Regions from separate parts of the Homo sapiens genome. Here region 1 is linked to region 2. A link is a loop called in an ENCODE intact Hi-C map of the cell type or tissue named here. Cell type or tissue: gastrocnemius medialis. All regions are shown on one strand. Links, peaks and the distances in the headings refer to the core of each region. The heading gives the core; the rest is flanking DNA.

The links. Hi-C counts contacts between places; a loop is a spot of excess contacts. Peaks named below come from ENCODE experiments on the same cell type or tissue, not always from the same donor. Only the 100,000 strongest peaks of a DNase experiment are listed, where the experiment ranks them.
Region 1: it touches region 2 in a loop (2.0-fold over the local background); 1 of 110 quality-filtered maps calls a loop at or near these places.

What each region holds. Positions count from the first base shown.
Region 1 is chr5:68,766,414-68,776,945 of GRCh38, reverse strand. All of the region lies in intron 2 of LOC105379013 (a long non-coding RNA gene), which reads left to right. Among named protein-coding and RNA genes, the nearest start is that of LINC02198, 260 kb to the left of the region's middle. In gastrocnemius medialis, for the core only: no CTCF peak of the experiment used is centred there; a DNase peak (open chromatin) is centred at 5,555; H3K27ac peaks cover 1,991 bases.
Region 2 is chr5:68,704,936-68,715,467 of GRCh38, reverse strand. All of the region lies in intron 2 of LOC105379013 (a long non-coding RNA gene), which reads left to right. Among named protein-coding and RNA genes, the nearest start is that of LINC02198, 320 kb to the left of the region's middle. RefSeq lists an enhancer at 3,615-3,664. In gastrocnemius medialis, for the core only: no CTCF peak of the experiment used is centred there; DNase peaks (open chromatin) are centred at 4,717 and 6,027; H3K27ac peaks cover 2,675 bases.

The sequences.
Region 1 (10,532 bases), core at 968-8,967, 62 kb before region 2:
TTATATGTCAGGAAGCTGATCCAGAGTAGAAAGTTGATTTATCCAAGGTCATCTAGATATTTAAATGATAAGGGAAGGATATAAACTCTACAGACCACCAGGTCAGGGCCTCTTCTCTGGTAGAACATGAACCTAGTAGGAGCTGTAAATGAAGCTTAGAGCCCCTCATAAACCACTCGTATGAAGGAGAGGCCTAGCTCTCTAGTTTAAATTCAAACCAAACCTTTGTTGAAATTTCTTCGCTCCTTAAAAAAATGATTTTCACTTTTGCACTGAACCCATCTGGGAATAAATGTGTTGAAAGACTCTCAGAAAAGCTGTTCTCACCATACATATTTCTTTCCATCTAGAAATTCCAGAAGGACTTGCCATATAGTGCATCTCCGGAGAAAACTGTCAACATATATTTTCTGACTATATTCAGCTGACTTGATCCCTCTTCCCTCCAGAGAACTTGGAGAAGACTGAGAAGCACTTAGGCCTGTTCCAGAACTTCAAATCTATTTGAGGCATTGAAGTCACTAAAATGGAGGGATTCTTTGTTTGGTATTTTATTCCTAAAATCACCATTACTAAGATTGTTTGATCTGATAAATGAAGCATATCTACTGCCCTATAGGACCGCAAGACCAGGGCATTTACAAATTATGGCGTGGAGAGTACATGCCAAAAAGTACATAGAGAACAAAGACACAAAAGGCAACAATGTACGTAGAAAATGTAGACACAAAGGACTGCATATATTTCTAAGTCCAAACAAATGCATCTGAGAAATGATTGGAAATGAGACATGACAAAAATTCTAGAGAATAGAAGTTTCCATCTAGAGGTTCTGTTGATGCCTGTTCCCTCTGCATAGTAGCCTTTGTCGAGGGCAAAATTTTCATAACACCTGGTTCAGATTTTCCTTTGCTTTCCTTCAGTCTCTCCTAGTTAAGCCAGTTGAACCACCTTTAGAACAAAAAGCTGGCCAGGTGCGGTGGCTCACACCTGTAATCCCAGCACTTTGGGAGGCCGAGGCGGGTGGATCACAAGGTCAAGAGATCGAGATCATCCTGGCCAACATGGTGAAACCCTGTCTCTACTAAAAATACTAAAATTAGCCAGGTGTGGTGGCGTGCACCTGTAGTCCAAGCTACTCAGGAGGCTGAGGCAGGAGAATCACTTGAACCCAGGAGGTGGATGTTGCAGTGAGCCAAGATCGTGCCACTGCACTCCAGCCTGGCAACAGAGTGAGACTCCGTCTGAAAAAAAAAAAAAAAAAAAGTCCCTCCTTGTGGTGTTTAGTTACACCCTCAAATGCTTATAGGTATTTATATCCCCCTTCAGGCATCATTTGGCATATTCTACACATTTAATTCTTCTACTTTTCCCTCAGAAATGAATATTTTTGGCCCTTTGATCCTCCCTTTCCTATTCGGGGACACATGGAACCAAGCCATTGATGAGCTCAAGGCTCCTTCTCTCCAAATGATAGGGGGAGAGCAGGTACTCTGTACGGTGCTTGTCCCAGTACCCGTTCACAGATTTTCTTATGACAAGACACAGAGGAAGCTGTGGTTTTGAAAGTTATTTGCATGGAGTAATGAGATATTTGCATTGGGAAGCAAGGAGTGAAAGAAATTTGTATCAAAGGCTTGGCTTCTCACATGGAGTCTTCTGGAATTTCCTTGCCCTGGAATCCCACCCTCTTCCAAATAGGACAGGATAAATAGATCTGGCATATCACACTGCCATGCTCGGTGACCCTGGCTGCTTTCATTTGATAACTTAGATCTTGGAAGTATGGTGGGATTTGGTTTTGGTCACTGCTCGGAAACTGGCTTGATCTTCCTCCTTCACAGGAGCATCAGGAGGCCTAGGGAATCCATCCTGGGGAAGGGCGTTCAAGGTCCACTGTGATGATTCTGCTTTGGATCTGGTCTTTCAAATGTATGTGTTTGCTTGAACAACCATACTTCTCTCTCATTGCTGTGGCTGTATTAACTGTGTTTCCAGAAGTATGCTGTATTAGTCCGTTTTCACGCTGCTGATAAAGACATACCTGAAACTGGGTAATTTACAAAGAAAAAGAGGTTTAATGGACTCACAGCTCCACGTGGCTGGGGAGGCCTCATAATCATGGTGGAAGGCGAAAGGCACATCTTACATGGCAGCAGACAAGAGAGAATGAGAGCCAAGCAAAAGGGTTTTCCCCTTATAAAACCATCATATCTCATGAGACTTATTCACTACCACGAAAACAGTATGGGGGAAACTGCCCCCGTGATTCAATTATCTCCCACTGGGTCCCTCCCACAATATGCAGGCATTATGGGAGCTATAATCCAAGATAAGATTTGGGTGGGGACACAGCCAAACCATATCACATGCTGTCTTTTATGGGGAGTAGTGGAGCACAGATACTGGGTCTGTAATTCAGGAACCTGTGCTGGAGCATTAGGATAGATTATAAATGCAGTTTTACCACCTAATTACATGGAGGATTTTACCACGTTAGAAGTCCTGAAGTGTACAGGCAAGTGATGCTCATCGCTGGAATAGCAGTGGGCACTTTACCTGGGTCTCTGGGCGAGATACTGAGATCAGCACATGGAGAAAGCACTCAGTGTGCTGATTAGATAAATGAGTGGGACAATATTTCCTTTCCCTTCTATTGTCAAATGTTGTTATCAAGCAAAGACTGGACTAAGGTTAAGGGGAAGAATTCAGAGTAGAAGAAAGAATGATATGAAAGACAGAAGCAAAGAAATAGACTCAGGAATCAGAATCTCTTATCAGCCAGATATAGAACCCAAATACCTTTTAACTCTAGAGATTTCTTTCTTATGGGATGTTGCCTGTATATTTTTCTTGTCTACTTTTTAGGGATTGACTTGAGGCCAGGGCCCTTGAAGGACAATATGGAGAAGTCCTGGGCCATGGTGGGCTTTTCCGCTAGCCGGGATGTCTAATATGAGGAAAGGTCTATTTAGCCAACATAGCCTTGGTTTCCTCACTGTATTCATTCATTCCATAAATTTGTGTGCAATGTGTGTAAATATACTTTCTATCACTGTTGTGTAGCTAATATACCTATCTCTTCCCTTTAGTTCTAGTCACAGCTTCTCCCTTTTACTCTTTTCAGCATTCATTCACTTACTCATTCTTTTACCATCTATTCCATCATTCAACAAATATTTACTAGACTTTTAATATATGCATGGAGTATATTCTAACAGAGAAAGTGTGCACCATAGGCCAGTCTCTATGCCCTTCAAACTCCAGAGAACACAGGCCAAGCTCTCACATGGTTCCCTTCAAGCCTCTTCTGTTGGGATAGGTGGGTGTTGGAAATGCACAGGGCACTGATAACTCTCTCCAAAGAAATCCTCTCTCCTGACCCCCCAACTTGAGCTTTTTTTTTAATGGACTAGAGGTAGGTTTAGGGCCCTATCCACATCCCCACTTACTTGTAAGTTTTGCAAGGATGGTCCAGCATTTTTAAAACTATGGCTTTATTTCTTTGAGGTCCTCTACTAAAAGTCTGAGGCCATCGGAAGAAAGGAAGATTTACATTTAAATCTGACTATAATTATATGCACTGCTATGTGAGTATATGGTGCTAGAGAGGTCAGAGGTAGCTCTAGGAGAGATAGATAGATAGATAGATAGATAGATGATAGATAGATAGATAGATAGACAGATAGATAGAGACAGACACAGAGACGTGTGGGGGGAGGAGAAAGGAGGGAGAGAGGATGAATGAGGACAAGAGGGCAAAGGTGAGAGTCTCAGTCACAAGTGCAACCAAATCTGAAATAAAACCAGATGTTCTTTGATCACCCCTTGGCTATCTTTTCTCTACATTCTTTTTCTTGCCTTTTTCCTTGTCTTCTTCCATCTGGGTCAAGTAAATCCTACCTCTCCCAGTCCATGTATGTTTCGTTGACCGTCTCGCCAGGGTCTTCCATGTGACTTTCAGGGCACGAGCTCCTCTTCTGCAGACCCTCCAGGCCTGTGCTCCCCAGGACAGCGGGCACAGCGGGAGGCTGTGCACGCCAGGCCGCAATGCTTACCCTGTGCCCTGTAGCTTCTCAGGTGAATTAGTTACTATTTCTGACTCTCTGTGTTCTCATCCATAATGATGGTGGTGATAGAAAGGCCTACTGCATATGGTAGCTAGGAGAATTAAATAAAGTGCAAGTGAGAGCATGTGGTAAATCTCTATAGTTTTTTTTTTAATTCTACTCTATCGTTTCCAACATAATTTGTGTGCACTGCTGTGTATTTACCTCATTAGGTAGGGGTGGGTAAGTGATCATTATTCCTAAAGTATAATTTCCCTTCATCTCCTCAAAGCATAATTCCCTCTTTCTCTGCCTTAGAGCTTGAATGCATTCATGCATGCAGGTCCTTCGGCTGTACATCCATAAGTTCCTCGAGGTGCTGGGGCTCTGCCTTCACTCTGTTTTGTTGAGTTCCTTGACATTGTTGAGACACCCACCCGTTCCAAAAAATCTCATTAATTATCTGTGCATACATGATGGAGGATTGCTCTGAAGCCACTGTGGGACACTCACTGCAGTGAAGACCAGGGGCTGGAGGGCCTCTGTGCTAATAATTTGCTTCCCCAGACCATGTGGATTTGATTTTTGTCTTCAGGCCTCTTCTGCTGTCAGGAGGATGTACATAAACAAACAGAAAAAGGGCATGTGAGAAGGTGCCAATGAGGGACACAGAAGAAGGTGCCAGCACTGGCATCACAAAGTCAAGGCTCTTCATTGGCACTGAAGAAGAATCAAAACACAGCCATCAGTCTTTTCAGGGCCCCAGCTGCTTTGGATCAGAAAAACTGTCAGTGTGTGCAATGGGTAATGGAAACTCTTCCACACTTGCTTGCTAGAAGAGGCACTTTGCCGTGCTATATCTTAATAGACATTATTATCAGCTCTACTCTGATTCTGGATATGTGAGAAAATCAACAGCCAAGATCAGGGCCGACTGAATATGGCCTATGAGATGAGATTAATGCCTTACTGTAGGACTATTTTAGTGTTTTAGCAGAAAACGTCTGGTGACTATTACTGATGACAGGCAAGCTACATATGGTGAAGATTATTTAGCCATGTATTTTTTTTTCCCACTTTGAGTTGATTTCTTCACTCAGGCTAGGGTCTGTGCTGTATTCTTGGGTGCCCTCTCAGTGCCTAGCATGGTACCCAATTTGTTGTAGTGGCTCAATAAATATTTCTGGAATTAAGAAAAGAAGTGCTGATATTATTAATTGAATAAGGTGAGGAAAGGCTTAAAAATTCGGAATGTTAAACTTTTTTTCTTTTGCATTAGATTCATGCTGTTGGGCAAATTTTACCAAAGTTTCTCCTGTCCCGGGGCCTGGAAAAGCGATGAAATTTTATTAGACCAGAAGGAACAGGTATTTTCTCTTTGAAGTGGAATTGGGTAAACAGTGAGCTGAGAGGTGACCTGTCCAAGCAGCCAGCTGGGAGAGAAGGGACATGAAGTGAGATGAAGCCAGGAGTAGAGCATTGTTTTTTATCTGACTGTGGTGCCAAAATGGTCTCAGCAGGGCTGCTTATTTCCACGGGAGTGGCTGGCAAGAGTTTCCCCATCAGCTGCAGCTGGGGGCCTGTGCCAGCTTGGGTGCAGGTAGATGGCGAAAAAAAAGGCAGGTTAAAATGGGGCTGGCAAGCAACAGCCTGGTAGCCAGGACCACTGTGGCCCAGTCTTTTAAAACATCCTTCTCCCCAGTGTTATTTTGGCATGGATTATGGGATAGAGAAAGACAAGACACTGACTAATACAGAAAAACCCTTTTCTTTCCCAAAGTCACAGATTGCAAGGAGTTCAAGAAGCCTCTGATTTATTGGCTCAGAGATGACCCAATCTTGAAGGGAATTAAAGCGAAATAACATGGTTGTCCATTAAAAATATCAAGACCCCAAAGACAGCAAACTAATTAAAAAGTGTGTGGACAAAGGGAGAAAAAATAAAATTTCCAAAAAATTTCAGCCCCCTTCATCCCAACCTCCTATTACCACTCCTCTTTCCAAGGCAATGCACAGATTCCCGCAAAGCTCATCAGCTTAGAGGAGAAGGGAGATTAGTCCCAAGGTCTGAGCCCACCAGGCATCAAATAAAGGGCTGAGAGTACTTGAGTCAATGACCTCACCCTCAGCTTGCCTTCTGCCTGCATCTCCCCAGGCCAGTTTTAATTCCTGTTCCAAAGTACATGTGCCTTTGTGTGTCATATTTCATTACTGAGATCCAAATGCTATCTTTAAAACTTAGGCATATCTATTGAAACCTTGCTCCAGCTAGAGTGAGAAGAAGAAATCTGGGGAATTTGTTTGGTAGCGCTCACTCTTTTCTCACTGCACGGCAAACATTCTAGGAGAATTCTGCCAGGGATTAGGAGATCCTGTAAAGGATTAGGAAGGGCCTTTCTGAGGGAGATGGGGAGAGGGATTTATTGGAAAAGCATAATATCATGAAGACTCAAGGTCTGGAGTCAGACAGGCCTTGGTTCAAATCCCAGCTCTGCCCTTTCCTTAGGATGGGATCGCAGACAAGTTGTCTTCTTGTGGCCTAAATTCCTTCATCTGTAAAATGGGCAATAACAACTACTTTATGGGTTGTTGTGGGAATTAATGCAGGCAAGCATTTAGAACAGTGCCTGGAACATAGTAAGTGTTGGACTTATGCTCTTGGTTTTGTGGTTGTTAAAATAGAATCATAAATGAGAATGTGGCAGGGGAAGGAGGGAGGGATCAGACCCTTTGCAGGTGGTAGCCTGAAGGTAAATTGGGAAGTAACTCAAGAATATCTTTTAAGGGTCTCTCTCTCTCTCCCCATTGTTGGCCACACTTTTATTTTCCTCTCCCAAATGCAAATTCCTCTTGTTCAGGATACCCAGAGGCACACATATGGTACCACCAGAAAGTAATGGCCCTAGGAGTTCTGGCCTGGGCAGGGCAGATTTTTTTTTTTTTCTTTTTGTCATCCTGGAGCAGGGCCTTGGAGATGCCAATTGCATTCTGGAGACAAAAGACATGTATGTTTCTCTTCCTCTTCAGCCTGAGAGGAGAGGCACTGAAGAGAAAGCATCGGTTATTCCATTCTTCACCCGCAGATATGACAGGAGGGCAGAAGCCCAGGGTCACCTTCCCGGACGAGTTAGAAACTACAAACCACCACAGTGAGGATTCTGTGGTCTTTGAGCCTTACCCATCTTGTTAATTGTGTTTCCTCCCATCCTAGTGGTGCTTTGCAGTAAACTTCTAAAAGGAAAACAAATACCATGTGATCATTTTCTGAGGCTACAAGAAAGCAAAAGAGCTGGGGTGAATGCTTCCCTTTACATCTTGGAGAAGGGGCAGAAAAGCCCTTAGAAGCAGGGTAAGCAGTAGAGGACTTTGAGAGAAAATGAAAAGCTGAGACTGAGGCTTTGGGCTTGTTTCAAAGAGTAAAAGAAAAGATGAGAGCTTGCTAGAGGCTGAGACAACATGTGACCCCCCTCCAGACAGGCTTAATCACAAACTTCCACTGCCAAGTGATGCCCTGCCAGAACATTACACCAAAGGTGTTCTACGTCTTAGATCTTACCCTTATAGAGGTACCGAAAGGTCATTACCCTCACTTTGCGGCTGGAGAATCTGAGGCTTAGGGTCAGAAACTGAGTTACTTGACCTAGTCTCAGGCTAGAAAGTGGTAAATCCAGGATTTGTACTCATGAGTGTCTGATGTAACATGTATTATGTGTTTTGCCCTGGTGCTACAGAACTTTCTTCATTTGTTTTCATGAATGCTCCCAACTTTCCCAAAGCTCTTATCTCAGCTAGCAATCCTGAGTGAAGGATAGCTCACAGGCCAATTCTCAGTAGAAAGGTAGAGACTGAAAATTTCCTACTAAGTCACTCCTCTTCCTGCAATTCTAGAAGAGAACCTCAGAGAATGCTAAGAGAGGCAAACCAAGAAAGTGAATCTTGGAAGGTGGGATTTCATTGACGGTGGAAAAGAATGGGTAGAGTAGAGAGTAACATTGGGCAATAATTTATTTCTGGTATTCTTTTAATCACTCAGTGGTGATACCTGTTTATTGTGTCATTTCAAATTCCTGGACTTATTCAAATGTGAGTATTGTTCATTAGTTTCTGAGCCTCTTTTCCAAGTATTTTGGTAAGAAATCTTTACTGCTTCCACTTTGGAGCAAGCTGACAGGAAGGTTTGCTTTCATTTGACCTCCCTAAGCCCCATCCCATAAGTGAGCCCATTAATAGTTTATGTTCTGAGGTTGCTTCCAGTTCTTGAGTTATAGGATTCCTGATGCCTTGCCCTGTCCTCCATGCCATCCACTAACATCAATTACTACCCAGGTATTAGAGTGTGAAAACCAGAAAATATTATAGTTAGAAAATTTTTGCAGGAGCAAAATGATTAGGATTGGGGGTCAGGCAGGTAGGGTTAAAACAAGGTATGGCTAAAACAGGGAGTACCCCTTGTTGCTAGTCAGAAGAATAGAAGCCACTGCAGGTCTTCCAACAGAGAAGATCGAATACGGGGAATTGGTTAAACATGTTTCAGATAGAGCAAAAAGGGAACACTGAGGTAACACAGAGGTAATAATTACATGATGCAGCTACCAACCACAGAGCTGGCTGGGGAACACAGGGAAGAGGTTGGGAAGCTCAGAGGAGGGTCTCACAGAGCTAAGACTCAGACCTCTGAGGGAAGGGCACCACCCAACTGGTGCAGATATCTCAGCAGCCTGGGGGAGAGGTCAATGGGAGTGAGGTGTGATGAGGGTGGTTTTGAAGGGGCAGAAAGAAGTAGAAGACTAAAACCAGTGGTCACTTCCAGGATGAAGGGCCAGTGTTTGGGTGATGCTGACAGGAGTAGGGAGCAAGCAGGAAGGACCACGTGCCTTCTCTGGCTTCTACCTTGCAGTTTCCCTCTGGTGTGCCTCATTGGCAGTCAAATATAGAGTCACCTGGCAAAGGAGAGATGTGGTTTGCAGAGCCTTGGCCTTAGAATCACAGAGTGTAGAAGGCTGAATTTTGGGGCTGAGAGACAATATAAAAACTGGCAGGTAGGGTGAATAATGATGTATGGTTGCCAGTAAATCACTAATTAAAAGGAGCTTCAAACTTGATGTTTGAACAGAATATTAAGAGACTGTCTCTGTGGGAGTGTTTCTTACTTCTGCCTATATGTGGTACTTTCACTATTGTGAATATTGACCCAGTGTGTGCGTGTGTGTGTAAGGATTAGGAAGAGGGCTTGGCCTTTTTTTGCATCTGCAGGAGTCTACGCCATCGTGCTGGGAATAAACACTATTACTCTCCTCTCAGTTGTTAATGAGACTCCAAAATAAATGTTTTCCTTTAGATTACACCTTGTAATTTATGATTCCATCCCAGAAATGAAATTTCAGTGGATTGGGAAACGGGAAAAGAAGCGGGTGTGCTCAAAGAACTTAACAGGGGCCAGAGCTGGAAGGATCTGGAAAAAAGACAAACCTAGTTGCCAGTAAACCTCAGTTAAGCCTCAGGTCTCCAAATCTGAGAAGCAAGCTAATGGCTTATAGTCCTCTCCTCCTGCTTATGTAGTTCCAGGAAGACAAGCAGCTCACAGACCAGAAAGCTTAGTAACTGAACTTGCATAACACCTGGGGACATAAGAGACTATGTGTGGAGAAGTGATGATGGGACCATTTGCAGGTTGAAGTTAGTGCCTGGAAGTTGTTCATCACCTGCTCAGCAAGCAGAACCGCTGGAAACTAAAATGATGGTGATTATGCAAGAGAGGTAAATGGGAGCAGAATAAACACCACGTGAAAGGTGTCCTGATTATTGGATGAATTAGAACCGAGTTGCAACTTCGTGTTCCTTGCCTGGATCCTGTTCAGTTCTCCTTTGTCAAGCATTGGTTAATTTGGAGCCCACCATAAGAAAAGCAAAGTATAAAATTACATGTGCACTGTTTGGTACACTCCCACATGGTCCCAAAATAGATAAGTGCTGATCTCATAGACAACATTGTCTCCTGGTAGCATAGTTCTTTGGTACCACAAATTATCAGTGATAAAGAGAAATCTTAATAGCTCAAAAAGTTTCTAAGGACTTGACTGTTTCTTTCTGCCTGCAGGATCCCTGTTAACAGCATCTAAAGGTTAACGTAGCTGGACATATAATTAAATTCATTTATCAAAATGCAATAATGGTTGGGTTAAAGAGTCTGGGCTCTGGGGTCAGATGAACCCGGATTTCAACCTCTTTTCTCCCACTTATAAGTGTGATCTTGAGCAAAGTACTTATCCAAACCTGTTTATTTATCTGTAAGGTGGGGATAATTATGCTTCTCTTAACACTACAGTTGTGAAGACTCAATGAGACGATGCAAATAAGAAGGTCAACAGAGTTCTTGGTGCAAAATAAGTGCTCAAGAAATGTTTGCCATCTATCATTATTATTACTACTGCTACTGTTAATAATTTTTTCAAATTAAGCACTTACTATATACTAGTGCCAGGC
Region 2 (10,532 bases), core at 1,457-9,456:
ATACCAGTCTTGAGAGATCCCAAGCTACTGAAAATCTTAAGGGGAGCCACCTCAATCCCTGGAGCTTAGTTGGCTTCATATTGCCTCAAATTCCAGGGATATGAAAATATCCCTGCCTCCTTAAAGGATCAGTAAATCCATAAGCTCATCTCTATCAGTTAGCCATTCTCAAAGCCTGCTGTCATAGGCTGAATAATTTTATAGTTTTCTTAGTTCTTTGAGGTATAGAAAGCTCTAGAAGAGGTGCCCAGAGTCACTCTGGGACAAATATAAGGGCCTAAGGCAGACTTGAAGACAGGTGTCCTGAACCGAAAGGAAATGCCAGACTAAAGAAAGGTTCTGTTCATTGCGGCAGGCTTCCTGAGAATGCCTTTTTTCCTGCGGACGAGATCTACTGGTATCCATCCAATCATGTTCTCACAGTTAGTTCGTCTTTTGAGGACAATGCTTTCCTTTGAGACAGCCCTCTTTATCTCTGGCATCAGGGTTTCCATGACAGTTGCCAAGGGCCCTTGCGGCTCAGTGTTAAGTATTCAGTGTACTTATATGTTTCTTTGAGTTATTGTTAATTTTTACTGCTAGGTAAAGAAGTATAATGTGGCTAGTTATGTAGTTCTTAGAGTAAAGCTCTAGAAATAACTACTCTGCTTTTTTGCCTGTTTGTATAACTTCAATAAGCTACTTTTTGGTCAAGATGAAGAGGTCCTGCTAAGAAAGAAGACACATGACCAACAGGAGGAAGGAGGAAGGCACTCTGAGTTCTGCTGGTAGGTTGGCCCGACTCACTCCTCAATTGGGATCGCTCAGGTGCATTAATGAGCACCCCATACAGAATCCTGCTTTATTTGAAACTGCCTTCAGGGTCCCCAGTTAAGACCTGTTAAGATTTCGGACATGTCCTACTTTATCTAAATAAATAGAATTGCACAATTACTACAAAAGCACTCCTCCCCGGCACCATCAGCCATCCCTCAGACATTTTGCGTTTATGAATAAAAGGTTTGGGGAGTGGTTTTAGGGATTTCTTACACACCTTGTCGTGTGACTGAGGCTTATCACCAAGCCTTCAGGTGCTTCTCTTGATGGTCACTTGGTAGAGACTTCAAAACGGATAATGAAAGGTTAATGAGCACTTGCTCTGTGCAAGGCACAGTGCTCAGCATCGCAAGATAATAGAAAGAAGAAAGGCTCCTGCCTGCCTTCAACACATTTTGACTAGGAAGCCGGGACACAAAACAGATAAAATTGAACAATGAAATAAGTGTTTTGTAGGAATGCAATACCACAGTCCCAGAGATGCCACATAGCAGCTTGTGATTACTAATTGGCTTTGCTCAATATAATTAACCTTTTCTAGAAAAATAGATGCATCCATTGTTTTACGTAACCTTATTCATCATCTCCCAAAGACAGATGTAGATTTTATTTCTGATGGTGAATACCTCATGATTTGTTTTTCAGCTAAAACATAGAAACAAAGATACTGTTGTCAGTTTATTTATCCAAACTAACAGTTGGTGAAACTAGATTAGATATTTTTATGGCCTAGGAAAAGTTCTGCATCACTGAGTCACTGAGCCACATAGACTCCACCGCTATATCTCTTAAGAAGTCAAAGAAGAAACATGTGGTGGTTAAAAAAAAAAAAATTCTGCAGTCAGATGGGACTAGGCTCACATCTAAGACCTGTCTTGACCAACTGTGTGACCTTGGCCAATTTCCTTAATCTCTCTAATGTTGTTTACTCACTGGTAAAGCAGACACAATAATATTTCTCCCACAGAGATTTTGAAGATAAATGATTTAATGTACATAACACATGTAGCACAGCATGTGAAAGCAGGAGGTACCCATAAGTGGTAGCTTCTACACTGATGTAACATACACATCTGAATCACCTCTTATCAGGTCATTCTGAATCTTCATGTGGGATGACCAGGAATTGAGACATATGCTGAGGCCCAGGGTAAGTTATTCTGGGCACTATCTTGACGAGAGGTGATACAGTTTTAAGTGCCATGTGTATAATAATAGCAATTTAAGATGTTAATGACCTCAAATTTTTTCAAATCTAGAATTTATTTTTATTAATTGGCAATTGGTAATTCATAATTGGTAAATACATCTTTAATGCATTTTCTTTACAAATGAAATTAACGGTATCTTTTAAGGTGAAAACTATAATATGGTCGGTATTGCTGATAACAGTATTTGAATAAAAACTTGGTTTGATCATAGAAAAACTTGTGTGTATCATCACAGGGAGGTAATACAAAAGCATTTAGAAAAAGCAGTGATTTAACCTCCTGGTTGTCAGGGTCAAAGACATTTATATTGTGCTACATAGACAACCTTGTAAAAGAAAATTGTTAGGATAGTGCTATAGGATAAATTGTTGCTTCCCCAAATTTATATGCTGAAGTTTTAACCTCCAGTATCCCAGAATGTGACTGTATTTGGAGATGGGGTCTTTAAAGAGGGAAGTAAGATTAAATAAGGTCACGTGGGTGGGCTCTAATTCAATGTGACTGTTGTCCTCAAAATAAAAGGAAATTAAGACAGACACATATAGACGGAAGACCATGTGAAGACACAGGGAGAAGAAAACCATCTACAAGCCAAGGAAGGAGGCCTCAGAAATAAGCTACACTGCCGAACTTCTAAGCCTCCAGAAGTGAGAAAGTAAATTTTTGTTGTTTAAGCCGCCAAGTAGGTGGTACTTTATTAATGGCAGTCCTAGCAAACTAATGCAGACACCAAGGGAGTCCCAAGGAATTGGAAACTTCTAACTTGGGGCCAGGGTCATTCTATTTAGATCCGGCTACTCTTTTTCTCAAAGGAAAAAGAATGAAGAGGAAACTGGGTGTTTATTTTCTGAACCAGTTACTTTCATTTTTTGCTGAGCCACACCCAAAATGTGATATTAAATATAGAAGTCTGAGAAAAGAGTACAAACTGAATTTTAATAGAAGTCATTTACATATGTGAAAAATCAGCTTAACTAGCTGGGGGAAAGATAAAGTTGGCCATTAAAATAAAGTTGGAACTGATGGCATTCAAATTTTGAATTGTAAACAACCGTATCAAATGTGATTAATTTCTTGAGGTGACTAGCTAGGAAAATCTGAAATTAAACTTCAACACTTATTAACGGGGATTGGTTTGGTCAAGTTACTCTATCTCTTTTTACCTCTGTTTTCCTGTTTGTAAAAAGGGGATGCTTCATGTGGTTGTTGTAATGATTAAATGAGGTAATAATGGATTATTGTATAAAGGTACAATAAACATTAGCTGTTTTATTATTGATGGTAATGTGAAAACATTAAATTGTTTAGACAGTAGCTTGCTGATAAGGAAGAAATACATGGTTTTTCTTGCAGGCAAACTCTGTGGAAAAACTCACATTCACCTTGCAGTGGTTTATACAACGGGTAACAAATGCCGTGGTTGTGATGTGACCTTCTTTTGTAATTACTGTAATGGCTGATATGGTGGTTCTATATTCTCAAGCATCATAACGACAAATAAGCTTACAATGAAATATCCTCATTGCTTACAAGATTGTTAATTAAGGAGATGGTGATACTTGGGTCAGGGTGGGCTGTGTTTAATTGCAGTGTTCTTTATGTGTTCTTTTGAACTGTGAGTGGTTTTCTCTCCTAGGTACCTGTGTATTGTATGTTACAGGAAGTGGGGTATAGTTAGTGACTTATTTTTAGATCTTATTTAACTCTTAGCTCTGCCCTTGTCTGTTATTGCACTTCTAGACACCATAGCTTCCTTGGTTACCATTGCTTCACTAACTCTCTTTACATTTTGTGGTAAACCAATTGATCTTTGAGGCAGAAAAAAAAAACATGCAAAGCTAATGGCTGAGAAATAGATTTCTTTCAAAAACTTTAAAGAAGAGCAGTGACTCAGACCTCAGTGAGCACAACGTTACCCAGGAGCTCTTAAAATAGGAATGTTCTCTCCTCTTGAAGCTGTGGGGATTAGTGCTGTGGGCTTGGGAGTTCCTGAGATGAGGGCCTCTTGGACTTCCCCAGGGCACAGCGTGGGCCCCTGCACTTTCCTGGAGGAGGGTGGGGCTCCTCAGTCCCCATGGACACCCTTCCTGCCACCTGCCGTAGCTGAGCTCCCAGAAGGGAGAGTAGGACAGATTCTGGGGGAGGAGGAGGGAAGAAAGCAGGGTTCCCAAGCAACAAAGCACCATGAAGCCCATGACTGTGCCGTTCCATGTAAGCCCAGGGAAATTTACTTTAGTAGGGAAAAGCTTCCTCTCCTTAGCTCCAGGGTGGTACACAGTCACTCTTCATAAGCCCATCAAATTTTTTTCTGAGGCAGATCCTCCTGGAATGCTATTTTACTTTCTCCAGAAAATTGTTAGAAGTACTAATGGAGTCTAAAATCATAATTTTTTTTTCTTGCTTTCTCTTTCCAGATTGGAAGGCCTTATAAATAAGAGCTCCTTTGGTAGAAATGTTCATGGAGACTTTTGGGCTAATTCCAAACCAGGGTGAAAGTAAGACACATTCTTTCTGAGAGTGCTGACCAGTGGCATATTCATGTTTGAATGGAAATAAACTGAAACATGTTCACTTCATGGGGAAGAGAAACCTGGAAAGCAGGAATGCTAAAGGGGAACTGGGGTGATGGTGGACAGGTAAGGTGAAGCCAGACTGCAATGAGAGAAGGCAGCATGAAAGGCCAGACCTATTTTGGGACCATACCCTGAGTCACAGAGTAACAGAAAGCAGAGGTGACAGCTGGTCTCTCAGTTTCTCAGTGAGCAAGCATCTGGAATATCACTCTGATTTTGTAAAGCTTGAGTTAGGGGCATAGAATCTTAAGGAATTTGGAGAAGGACAAGGAGAGGGGGTAGTCGAAGGGGAGGGGGACTCAGGGAGTCAGATTAGAGGAAAGATTAAAGGATCTAAATATGGATGGCTAATGGGGCTGGCAAGAGTCTACTAGTTCCTGACACCCTACAAAAAAAGACTTATTTATAATAGGAGGTAGTATAATTAGAAGGTAAGAGATGGGAACTGAAAGACTGGATAGCATAAGAAAATGCTCTGGCCAATTGTGTTAGCTTACACAACAGGACTGCCACTTCTCAGGGGTATCTGGTGTGTGTGTGTGTGTGTGTGTGTGTACCCAATTACTTGAGATATTTGAAAAAAGATTTTCAGTAAAATGGCACTGTAAATTTCTCTGGGACAGAGACTGTCATAGCACAAAGTGACCTAATCTATAGGGCCCTAAGAATAGGGCCTATGTGAATATTTTATAATTTCATTTTATAAATTCATTACTTGATCAAAATAAATTATATGTGGTCACCTAACCTCTAAACTTGGCAGCAAGTGTCTGCATGCAGCCCGAATTTTGGTTTATAAAAAACAGAGACTTAGTAAATTAACCTCAAATACTCCTCTAAAATATAAACTTCTTTCAAAAGATTTTGATGTGATTCTTGCAGTCCATTCTGTGATGAGCAAAGGAACTCTACCAGAGCTTAGGGAAGTAGAGGCTTAGACCTCATGTACAGGAAGTATAGCCCTCCCATGGGGGGATGCATGGAGGCCCAGAGAGAAAGAAGGCACGACCATACTCTACTAAATAACTCGTTAATAACTTTGATAAGTGAATCCTGCAGGATACTATGGCATACATGACTCCTCTTATAGGTTATTTGGGATCTGGTTAAATGGTTAGAAATCCATGGAAAAAGGTACATTGTTCATATAGACATAGATTTTGATTCAGACTGAAACAAGCCTTCTTTTTATTAATTCCAGTTTTTTAAAAAAGTTTGCTGCTAGGTTTGGAGGACAGCTGGAAAAAGCCCTTGGACTTGGATCCATGCAAGCCTTCTCAGACATCAGGGGCCTATGAAGGGCCAGACATTTTTGCTGTCTATTTTTACTTATAAATTAGTCCTACCTCCCAGGTGCTGGAAAGCTAATCCAGGCTGACAGATTTCCTTGCTTGGCTGCCTTGGCTCTCAATGGCCTGTGTCACTGCTATTAATAGTCAACTCTATATTCTTAAAGAGCTATCCTGTCTGTTCTGCCAGTCCTGGGGCAAGCCGTGCTAAGATCAAGCTGGGGTTAGGCTGGAGGAAGACAGAGGCAATTAAGAAGTGGGGACGGGGAGGCACCAAAAGAAGAAAAGCCAAGAATTTCTTGAGGGAAATTAACCTTAAGCTGACTTTGAGACTTTCTTTGATACATTCTTTAACGATTGGTTTTCAAATCTCCATAATATAAGAATTAAAGAGCTCAGCAGGACCCATGGGTAGGCAGAAAGCAAGTCTGATTTACCAGATTAGCTGGCCTCTATGAGAAGAGGACTCAAGAGATAATCTAGTTGAGTGAACTTCTCTTCTGGCTCCCTTTTCCTTAAACAAATGTAAAAATAGTCCATTTAAAACAGAGTAATATGTATCTTTTTGCTAGTCTCTTCTTTTGGTTTTCAAAGATTGTTGCATAATTTGGAGCAATTCCAGTCAATCTTGGTGCCTTTGTGTATTGCTATTTATCCTACTGTGGCAGCTCTCAAGCAAAGACTGTACAGTGTGCCCAAACACTTCAGAAATAAAACGTTTGTTATTGGGATTCTGGGGAAATAGAATTTTTGCTTAATTCCTAGTTAAATATAAAACCCCTTTTGCTTTGACTCTTGATGTTGAAACCCTTTCTAAAATGTCTACATTAGCTTTTCGTCTCGGCACAGTACGTGATCATGATCTAATCTTGCTCTGATGATTCAGCGTCTTTTAGCCCCTCAGTTCTAACAGTGTTTTATTGTAGGGGTAAAGGGTACAGAAGGTTGTAATGGGTCTAGGCTTTGGCTGAGAAGTTTCCTTTATCTAATTGTGTCTGAATCCTGAGACAGACTGGAGTTCTTGGTTCGGTTCAAGATATCTGCAGACTCCAGCCCCAAATACTGCTACTTTTATAGCAGGTCCAGAATGAATCCTTTGCTTCCATATTATCTAATTGTAAGAGAGTTATAAAGTCCTGATGATGAAGATTGGTAGAAGAGCTGTGTTAACAAACCAGACAAAATCCTTACAGAACGATTCTCCTGGGGAATGACTGGGTACTGCCTCACTTTCAGGCCTGAGGCCATGTGCTCCTAAGCTTCTGCCTTGACATGCAAGAAACCTATATGGGCCCATGAAGCACATGGAGACTCCTAGTTCCTTCCCAATACAGCTGATGAAGTGTAAATGTATTCATTTATGTGGGGTAGAGGAGTCACGCTGCAGTCTGTCTTGGTGCTCTGTTTGAGTTCAAGGAAAAGTACCAGGTTGGAAGACATAAATAGCCCATCCAAAGACAATTTTAAAAAATCTCCTCTCTTCTCAACCTTTCCATCCTAGCTGCCAGAGTGATGGCAATGTGAATCACATGGGAAGGACGAGAAAATGGTAGTAGGTCAGGATTCCTATTTGTCTTGGCTTCTTTTGCTTGTTGTGACAACTAGGCGAGAACCCACTGCATTAAACTTCTGCACAACTTCTTTTAGCTACAGGATTTACCACATTTATGAAGTAAATGGACAAATTAGTTAGAGCTGGGTCAAGGACATGAAGATTCAGCAAAGGGAGCCCTGTGGTTCCTTGCTTGTTATGAATGATGTATAGAATGAGGTAATGCAACCAAAATTAAGTGAGAGCTGCAGAGTCACTTTCCACACAGCTGGGAGTGGAGCTTTTTGATGACTGCATGATTTTTAAAAATGTCCTGGAGCACCATAAGGCCTGAATCCTGCAATCACATTATCTTGCAGTCGTATGTCACAGATATATCTGGCCTTCAAGGAAAGAAGGCCTTTTCCAGGGGGAATGCTGCAGATATTTTGACATTGGGAGATTGGGAGCCTTTCCTGCAATATTTGCTCCCTCTTTATTGTCATCTTAGCCTTCTAGCCTAGAGAATCAGCACAATTACAATAGGAAACTTGGGGGATGGAGAAGGTGTGGTTAGAGAGGATAGGAAATGAAAAACTGAAATGGGGCAGTATGTCCAGAAGGAACTAATGAGCAAAAGCAGGATTTACAAAAAGAGCAAGCTCCCTGGTCTACTTAGAAACAGGACTTTTACCTGCCTTAAGCAGTCCTTTACTTGAGGCTGTTTTCTTGATGTTTACCATGGGCCCTCTTTTCTGGCTCATGGACTTCCCTTCTGAGAAGGAGATTCAGGGAGACATTGGTTAGATCCTAGTCCTGGCTGTGCAGCATCTTAACACTGAGGGAAAATCTGCCACAAAAGTGGTTTTCAGGAGTGATGTATTATCAGTGGCCAAGAAACATTGATTCTCTGATTCCCTCTATTTTCCTCCTCTCTTTTTTCTTTCTCTGTTGACTTTCCTCTTTAATATGCTAGTAGATGTCAACCTTGAAGCTGATAAAACATTTTGCTTTTAAAGTAGGCTGTGTGTCTGCTCTTTCTGGAAACTCTGCCTTGGCCAGTTAGTTCCTGTGTCCCCATTCAAATCTCATCTCAAATTGCAATCCCCATAATCCCCATATGTTAAGGGCAGGATCTTGTGGGAGGTGAGTGGATCATGGGGACAGTTTCCCCCATGCTGTTCTCATGATAGTGAGTTCTCACGAGGTCTGATGGTTTTATAAGCACTAACATTTTCCCTGCTTGCAATTCTCTCTCCTGCCGCCATGTGAAGAAGGTTCTTGCTTCCCCTTTGCCTTCCACCATGATTGTAAGTTTCCTGAAGCCTCCCCAGCCATGCTGAACTGTGTGTGAGTCAATTAAACCTCTTTCCTTTATAAATTATCGAGTTTCAGGTATTTATTTACAGCAGTGTGAAAATACACTAATACGGTTCCCTTTGGTGGAAAACATTCTGAGGATTACTAGAGGGAAAAAAAAACCCCACCCAACCTGCTATTTAGGGACTTATTTTGACTGCACCTGAGGATGGGGAAAGGGGTAAGAAAGAGGATAATTTATCCACTATGAGTAAAAATGGAAAAAGATTCCTATGATCCACTTATTTTCTATGTATTAGCGAGATACTGCTGGAAAGACAAGAAAAAAGATCTGCTATGGACCTGTGTCTGTTTGACATTTGATTTTATTGTGCCTACATTATTGGGAAGCTCTCAAGATGAGATATCTTTATAAAAAGAGCTATTTCCAAGGTGCTTGGAAGAAACAAACATAAAACTGATATGGTGGGATAAACCCTTAATTTGGGTCTCATAGGATTCTCACAGATAAATAGCTGCTGAACATGAGCTCATGATATTCCATTGCAAAATACATAAGAAATCTATCTTTACCAGATATTAAAAAGCAATTTAGAATTAGATAGTTGTCAATAATTTAAGATATTAGAGCCATTGTGTAGAAGCTATTACAATAATGTTTTAAATGATTAAAGATATATAACTGGGAATTTAAAATATGAGAAAAAACACCAAGCAATTATAAAAAAAAAAGAAGACAAATTTGAAAATAACTAAAACATCATAGAACTTCTAAAGTAGAATGTAATTGGATGAAATTGAGATGAGAGGTAGTAAACTGAAAAGTAGATCTAAAAGAATTATCCAGAAACTATCATTGAGAGATAAAAAATGGAGAATATGTAAGATGGGTAAAAATCATTGTAGGATAGAATTGAAAGGCTTATTTATGTTAATCATAAAGGAAAGAATCATGAAGGAAAGAGTAAAGAGAGTAGGTGAAAGGTAATACTTGAAGAGAAAATGATTAAAAATTTTCCAGAATTAGGGTAGACCTATGTCCTCATATTCAGAAAGTACAACAAATCCCAAGTAGATTAAATAAAAAAAAATACAATAGACTTTCTGAAAGGAAATTTCAGAACTCAAAAGACAGAGAGGAAATCTCAGAAACAATAAAAAAGGAACAGTATATTACTTATAAGCACTGACAACAAACATTTCAATAACAAAAAGAATATTTTTAAAATGCCAAGATACAATTTTGTTTATTTTACCTTCACTCTTAAATGATAATTTGGCTGAATACAGAATTTTGCATTAACGTGTTAAATCCAGAAATTTGGAGTGAGGTACAAGTGGGAATGATGAACAAATAAATTAGTAAGCATGGGATAAATTTAAGTTAGAATTGACTCTATAAAATAAGAATTTCAACAATGGCATGATTTAGAGGTAAAAAGATAAGGAATAATTAAAAACTGTACAAAAGTAATATGCAAAACAGGCACTGGTTGGATTTAAAGTATTCTGTGTTCTTGTATTGTTTTGGAGGAAGATAGAGATATTGATTAACTTTAGACTTAGTTAAGTATGCATATTAAGACTTTAAGGATAAACACTAAAAGAATAGAAATTAAATGTGTAGCAGAGAAAGACAAAGAGTAAAGAAAACTCTTAACTCTTCTAATAAAAGACTAAATGCCCACAAGAGAAAGCAGGAAAGATCCAAAATTGACACCCTAACATCACAATTAAAAGAACTAGAAAAGCAAGAGCAAACACATTCAAAAGCTAGCAGAAGTCAAGAAAT